2 separate regions of the Homo sapiens genome follow, and region 1 is linked to region 2. Evidence: chromatin contacts called from ENCODE Hi-C or POLR2A ChIA-PET data. All regions are on one chromosome and are shown on one strand. The core of a region is the stretch at or near the end of the contact, and the rest is flanking DNA. Distances in the headings are between cores, read along the strand shown. Region 1 holds the start of IGF1 (insulin like growth factor 1). Region 2 holds the start of TMPO-AS1 (TMPO antisense RNA 1).

Region 1 (3,768 bases), core at 926-3,425, 4.0 Mb after region 2:
AATCTTAGATAAATGGAATATTAATTGATTCCAGATGTCTGGGCCACAATGAAAATGCCCTGTAAAATTTGAGGGCAACAGTCATAAGAAAATACTCACTGTAGGTGTAATCATTTTTGTTTGTTCCAGGTCTTTTACAGCAGGTCAGGGTGGGTATTATGAGGCCGATGTGAATAGAAAACTGAAGTCTTAAAAACATGTGCTGCTTTGTGGGTGGGGTTTGTGAAAGCATCTAGTTACATTTGGACACCCAGGCAGGTATGCTATTATGAGCCTGGGTAAACTGCCTTTTGTCCATTGAAACAATGAACAAATTGCACAGCTGGGATTTAAGTCAATCTTTTCCCCCCAGTCAAGCCACCTATTTCCATTGTATGCCTATTGTAGCAGCCCAGATAGTGACCCAAGCTCCAGTCCACTCCCTTACTCCCTTCCCCCGACTCACTCACTTGGAAATACCTTGAGAGTCAGAGTACAATCAGCTGGTGAGCTCTGCCTCTGGGCAGGACACCTTTACCCACTGAATTACATGTGAAAGACCACGCAGCTCCCTCAAACCACTTCCTGCTTCAAGTACAGAAAAAAGTAACAACTTATTAAGAGCTCCACTTCTGAAGTGTTCAGCATACACAGCATGAAAAGTGCATTTGGAAACAATTTTCTTAACTTGTAATTAATGCAGAGATAACGCTCCACAGCCTCTTTTATGATCCCCTAAGTAAGGAGACAAAAACTCCAGCTGCTAGATCACATAGTATGTATGCACAGTGACGTCATTTCTTTGAAAGCAAGGTGGCCTGCATGTGTTGGCATCTCAGGAACAGCAGAATCAGGTGCCTGACAAGGGTGTATCTTTAACTCCTGGAGCCACTTACTTGACTAGGGAAAGTCGTAGTGGTGAAGTGTTTGAAAGCAGCAACTGAATGCTGCACTAAGTGGCAGAGACGTCTTATGAATTGAGCCCTCAGGCAATTGAATCGGTGGAGCCAGTGACAGCAGCTTAAAAGCGCTTGCAAATTGAAAAAAAAACACAAGTCTTGAAGGATATAATTTTGCTGAGAATGGAAACTAGAACTACGGCCAGCAATCGGAAACGAGAAGTCGGTGCACTGACAGCAGCAGCCAGATTTACCTAAAGGGACTTCACGACACTGAATATAAAATCAGAGTTTTATAACACAGAACCCCAAGTCCAAACTTTGCCCATGAAAGTCCTCTTCTAAACAGAAAAGTTGGGCAAGCAGCTCTTAGAAAGTTTCTGCTTTCCATATACAGTATGTATTTGTTTAAATTATACAAATATGCAAGGTCAGCAAGAGTTGTCAAGGAGTTCTTTTTTGGAAGAACAAATTACACTTTACTCTAACTTTAACACTCTCTCTGGGCATAAGTGCAGAGTTCCGGGACCTTAGCTCCAAAGATCATATTTAAAAGCTTTAATATCATCTAAAATACAACCCTTCATATATAGCATGCCTTGTAAATAAAGTCCTGATGAGTTACACACACAGAGACACATACACACAGAGACACATACACACATGCAAAAGAACATGGTCTTAAAAATAAAACATCTGCACCTGCAAAAGAAAAAAAAAATCCCCAAGTTCATATCCATGCTCTATAGCCCTTAGCCATAGAGAGGATTTAAAGGAATCTTCTGTAATGACACCACGGAAGCCCTGCAGAAGTGGAGGATTTAGCATAAGTACCTTGCAATAGTTTCTACTCATACAGATATCTGTGCAAATGCATCCATCTCCCCGAGCTATTTTTCAGATTCCACAGAATTGCATATTCAGCAATTTATAAATAACTCTCGGTTCCGAAACAATGAAAATTTTAAAGTGAAGAACAGTTCTAGGCAGAAGCAAACAGTACACAATTTAAATAGAATTCCCCAATGACTTCAAAGAGTAAGAAATATTTACCTTCAAGAAATCACAAAAGCAGCACTTAAATAATTGGGTTGGAAGACTGCTGATTTTTCCCATTGCTTCTGAAGTACAAAGTCTGAAAATGAATTGGTTAGCAGGAATAATGAAGCAAAAAGAAATCCAGAGAGATGGGAGATGTTGAGAGCAATGTCACATTTCAATTTTGAGGACTTTATTCCATTGCGCAGGCTCTATCTGCTCTGAATTTAGCAGTGACAGTGAGATTTAGCAAACAGAAGAGGGATTTAGAGAAAATCCTCACATTTATCTACAAAACACAGACACTGTAGACAGGAAACAGCTGGGGGAACATTTGCCTTCTCTCTCTCTCCCTCTTCTGGCAAAGTTATTGAGTAAGGACTTTTTTGGGCATGGTGACAAATAACATCATACCTTTGCATTTTAAAACTAGAGCACAGAAGCATTTTTTTCCCTTAAAAGAATGTGTGTTAGTGACAGGGTTCGCAGACATTAAAATACTTATGCTGCCATAGAAAATAAGGATCTGTTTTCTGATTAACTTTCTGCTGGGCATGAAGACACAAACGTCTGCTAATACACCTTACCAGTATTAAAGGAATATGGGGGATGGGAGAGCAATTTTAGATTCTAGAGCAAATGCATTATTTAAAACAAAAAAAGAAAGAAAGGACGATAAGACCCTCTCCAGCAAACTCTACAATTTTAACCCTGAAGTGACTGGGGTAAAGTAGATTGGAAGACAGCACTCGGGTGACCCCTTGTCCCAGTTGCCAAGTGAGAGGTGTGATCTCATTTCCTAGAACCTATGGAGGGGCAGGCAGCATTGGATTGGTCCCTTTAGGGCACTGTCTCATACTTTTTCTCCTGCGATGAGGCAAAGACTATGCCGAGCTGTAAAACCCAACTGAAATAGAACATTTTTCTTTATTCTTCTACTAGGCTGCCTGTCACTGTCCCCTCCCCACCCCACCACTCTGGGAGAAGGGTACCTGGGGGGCAAACAATTTTCCTGTTGTTTGAATTTTCCATATAACTCAAACCTGTGTGTGTGTGTGTGTGTGTGTGTGTGTGTGTGTGTGTGTATGACAGAGGGAGTCTGTGTGCCAGAGTGTGTTTTCTTTCTCTGATTTTTGTGTATTCTAAATAACACCAGCTGGCTAGCAATACCCTCTCGAGGGTTATGATGTCATTCAAATCCCTCAACTGGGTGACTGGCCGGCAACATGGTCCAAGCCAGCTGTTTTGCTATTTATAATGTACACTTGCCTTTGCCATTGAGAATTCAGTTCTGATCTTTTGTCGATACAGTTTGTACCTATTTCCCTTTGGTTTTGTGAAGCAGTAGATAAGAAAGTGAATTATAAAATAAGGTTGCAAAAGCCCAGAGCAGACATACCTCTTTCCCTAGAGAGCTCTCCAGGCCTGGTTTCCCAGGAGTGGTGGAAATAACCTGGACCTTGAATTTTTTCTTTTTTTTTTTTTCCACATGACTCTCAGGGGACTGACACATCAACTGAAAACACAGTTCTGCTTGAAATCCTACTCTGGCTCTTTGTGTTATCCTGGGGCCAGAAATTTGTTTGTAGAAGTGGGTGCCCTAACAAAAAACAAACAAACCTGCTTTGTTTGGAAGGGGGTTGGGTTTGTTTGAGTCTTCTGTGTGGTTAATACATTGTAGCAATGTTTACCTTTCAGAAATCAAAGTTAGAAATCTGGAATTATGTTGTGTCAATGGTGCACTATGTTCAGCAACATTTTGTGAGCTCTACTATGTGCCCAACTACAACATCCCTAGGAAAACAAAGAGGAATAAGATATGGTCAAGTCCCTTCAGGGGCTTTCAGCTGAA
Region 2 (3,464 bases), core at 380-2,879:
CATATTCATCAGAAATACAAATATTTGTCATCAGTGATACTAATTTCCAGGCAAACATTTTAATTGCAGTCAATGTATTAGATTCTACCAGGTTTTAATTTGGATCGGTAATACGGGTTTGATTAGGGTTCTAGGCCTAATTATAGGTCACTAGTCTTCCTTTAGGATTATGCACCATCTGTTATTTTAAATTGACCATTGAGGGGGTTCCCAAGGGTTCTCCTTCGTTTTGTTATCAAACGTTAGGTTTAGGATTCTTGCGGGTGGTGGGATCCAAAGCCAGAGACGGTTTCAACAAAAATGCAAGCGCGAATTTGTCTTGCGTCTGAACGCACTGTTCAAATTAAACAATTTAGACATGCCCCAACTATGACACTAAGAAGTGAATGGTATAGTACACTTTTGTCACAAATTCAAGGGTAATTTAAGTGCCCGATTGTAGAGGTCTGGCTTCCCCTGGGTTTCTGGAACAAAAGAAGCGTTCGCGAGGAGAGGGGTAACTCCCCGCCCTCCCCCTCCCAAAGTAAATCAAATCAAGGAATATGAGTGCCTGCAGACAAGCCTCGCTTCTTTTCTTCCCCTTCAGGGCTAGCGTTTGGGGAAGGCAAGGCTGCGGCTACTCTTGGAGCTTCAGTGTCCCGGGAGGAAGAAAGGCCCAGCCAAGGGTCCTCACACTGGCGTGGAATTCGGCGCGTTCGTAGGCGATCGACCCCAGAGACGAAAGCTGCTTCTCAAGCTGGGGGAGGGAGAGGAAACGGCGCACAAAAGCAGTACGACCTGTCCCTTATCGGCGTCTAAGGGGAAGGGTGGAGAAAACGAAAACAGAAGCGGGCCGGGAGCCTCGGCTCCCGCCCCAGCGCCTTTTAAACTGCGTTTCTACCTCCTCTCGCTCAGCGCGGCGGCTAATGGAACCCGCGCGAGCCGTCTCGCCAATCACCGCCGCGCTTCCTCCCGTCGCCCGCCAATGGCGGCGCGCGTTCTTGGGGCGTGGGCGAAGCAGGCTGCTCGCCTCCTGCCTGTAGTGTGTGGGCTGGGGTTGGTGCGAGCTTCCAGCTTGGCCGCAGTTGGTTCGTAGTTCGGCTCTGGGGTCTTTTGTGTCCGGGTCTGGCTTGGCTTTGTGTCCGCGAGTTTTTGTTCCGCTCCGCAGCGCTCTTCCCGGGCAGGAGCCGTGAGGCTCGGAGGCGGCAGCGCGGTCCCCGGCCAGGAGCAAGCGCGCCGGCGTGAGCGGCGGCGGCAAAGGCTGTGGGGAGGGGGCTTCGCAGATCCCCGAGATGCCGGAGTTCCTGGAAGACCCCTCGGTCCTGACAAAAGACAAGTTGAAGAGTGAGTTGGTCGCCAACAATGTGACGCTGCCGGCCGGGGAGCAGCGCAAAGACGTGTACGTCCAGCTCTACCTGCAGCACCTCACGGCTCGCAACCGGCCGCCGCTCCCCGCCGGCACCAACAGCAAGGGGCCCCCGGACTTCTCCAGTGACGAAGAGCGCGAGCCCACCCCGGTCCTCGGCTCTGGGGCCGCCGCCGCGGGCCGGAGCCGAGCAGCCGTCGGCAGGGTAAGGACGCGGGGCCGGGGCTACAAAGGCGGGCGTTTGGCGGTTGCCGCGCGCGCTCGCCGCCGTTTGCAGCCCCTCCCTCCCGGGCGCCCCCTCGGGCCTCCCAGGTGCGGGGCTGTCCCTGCGCCCCCTCGCGTCGCCCCTTCCCCGCGGGGCTGCAGGCGCCGGAGCGGAGAGGCCAGAAGTTGGGGCCGCGGGGTTCGCGTTCTTTGACGTGTGGGTCTGGGAGGTGTGGAGTTGCGTTGGCGGCGGTTGTTTTGCACGCAGTCGACGCCGCTTCCCTGGACCACCAGCCGCCTGCAGCGGGCGTTTAGACGGGGACTTCCGTGCCCTTTCGAAAGCTCTGGAGGGGTGGCCCCAAAATGCTATAGGTTAAGTTCGAGCGTTTTCCCGCTTTATTAACTGAAATGACTCGCAGCAGAGTCTCAGAGCGCTCCCTGGAGGGCAACTGATGACACTCTAATTTCTAACCAAAATTTGAAATGAGGAAATTCCCGCCTTTTTATACTTTTGCGTGTGGAGGGCTTTTTGAACCGTTTATGTTTTCTAGTTTGTTTTAATTTTTCCCAGCAACAGGCCATCTTTTGGCGGAACAGGTTCATGCCGAATTAAAAGGAGCATTTTAAACTATATTTTTAGGCGCCTATTATAATTTTTTAGTTTTTATTTATTTATTTTTTTAGATGGAGTGTCGCACTTGTTGCCCAGGCTGGAGTGCAATGGCGAGATCTCGGCTCACCGCAACCTCCACCTCCCGGGTTCAAGCGATTCTCCTGCCTCAGCCTCCCGAGTAGCTGGGATTACAGGCATGCGCCGCCACGCCCGGCTGATTTGTGTATTTTTTAGTAGAGACGGGGTTTCTCCAAGTTGGTCAGGCTGGTCTCGAACTCCTGACCTCAGGTGGTCCTCCCGCCTCGGCCTCACAAAGTGCTGGGATAACAGGCGTGAGCCACCGGGCCCGGCCCTGCAAACAAATATTTGAAAATTGCAGTTTGGATTGCGTTTTCCCCACATATTGGTAAATTTTGCTTGAGGAAACGAAAGACTTAGGATTCAGGAAAAATTTATTTCATGACATTCTGGTGCATCAGTATTGCAATTTGGAATGTCTGATCCTGGTTAAATCTCAAATCGGCTCCAGCAAAGCATGTTTTGTTTCAGAATAGTTTGCTTTTTTACCTGTGGATTTTAATATGCTTTTTGTGGGTTTGCTTATGCCTGCCGAGTTACCAGGCTTCAAATCGTAATAGGATGAAGCTAAAACTAGTAATTGGTGTAACATAAAATGCCTTGTAAGAGACAGTGAATGTGGTGTTTGGAGTTGTTGGGAATGATCACTAGTTTAAACCGAAATTATTCCTTCCTTCAAATTTTACTTTAGTTTTTAAGGAACCTGTCTAATGTGTTTTCCCGGCTACTCAGGCAGAAATGAAAGACAAATGTAATAGACACATGTAAATTTAATTGAAAATCTTATTCTCGGCTTCAGAGAAGTTGAAAGTTTTACCAAACGTCTTCAGTCCGGTGTCTGGCACATAGTAGTGCCAAATATTTGTACAATAAATAAAAGACCAATCACACCTTATTGTTTAAACATCTTGTTTTGCGGAAAGCTTCTTTAATTTCTTAATAAACAAATTTACTTTTGAAATAAAAGCGTACCCGCTTACCCGTTATGTTTCCCTGCTCTGAAAAAGAAGGTAGTATTTAAACTCTTTAAGTAGAGTTGGTTGAGGCCGGGCGCGGTGGCTCACGCCTGTAAGCCCCGCACTTTGGGAGGCCCAGGCGGGTGGATCACCTGAGGTCAGGAGTTCTAGACCAGCCTGGCCCATATGGTGAAACCCCGTTTCTACTAAAGAAAAAAAATACAAAAATTAGCCGTGCCTGGTGGCGGCGGCCGAGGCAGGAGAATCG

The links. Hi-C counts contacts between places; a loop is a spot of excess contacts on that map. ChIA-PET counts read pairs that join two places held with the same protein, here RNA polymerase II (POLR2A). Pooled maps may share reads with other maps.
Region 1: a map of vagina shows a loop between it and region 2 (30-fold over the local background). The contact joins the promoter of IGF1 here to the promoter of TMPO-AS1 in region 2. A Hi-C loop is called at or near these places in 1 of 168 maps with a recorded cell type or tissue (vagina) and 2 of 50 pooled maps. POLR2A ChIA-PET finds 5 or more read pairs at or near these places in 1 of 52 experiments (AG04449).

What each region holds. Positions count from the first base shown.
Region 1 is chr12:102,478,388-102,482,155 of GRCh38, forward strand. It overlaps IGF1 (insulin like growth factor 1), which reads right to left and starts at 2,176. Exons shown (of 4, transcript NM_000618.5): 1 at 1,932-2,176. The coding sequence starts at 1,994. It overlaps LINC02456 (long intergenic non-protein coding RNA 2456), which reads left to right. Exons shown (of 13, transcript XR_007063427.1): 11 at 1-3,768. RefSeq lists enhancers at 632-891, 982-1,031.
Region 2 is chr12:98,514,597-98,518,060 of GRCh38, forward strand. It overlaps TMPO-AS1 (TMPO antisense RNA 1), which reads right to left and starts at 1,630. Exons shown (of 2, transcript NR_027157.1): 1 at 1,395-1,630; 2 at 1-1,301. It overlaps TMPO (thymopoietin), which reads left to right and starts at 994. Exons shown (of 9, transcript NM_001032283.3): 1 at 994-1,550. The coding sequence starts at 1,272. RefSeq lists enhancers at 614-693, 954-1,143 and a silencer at 1,484-1,753.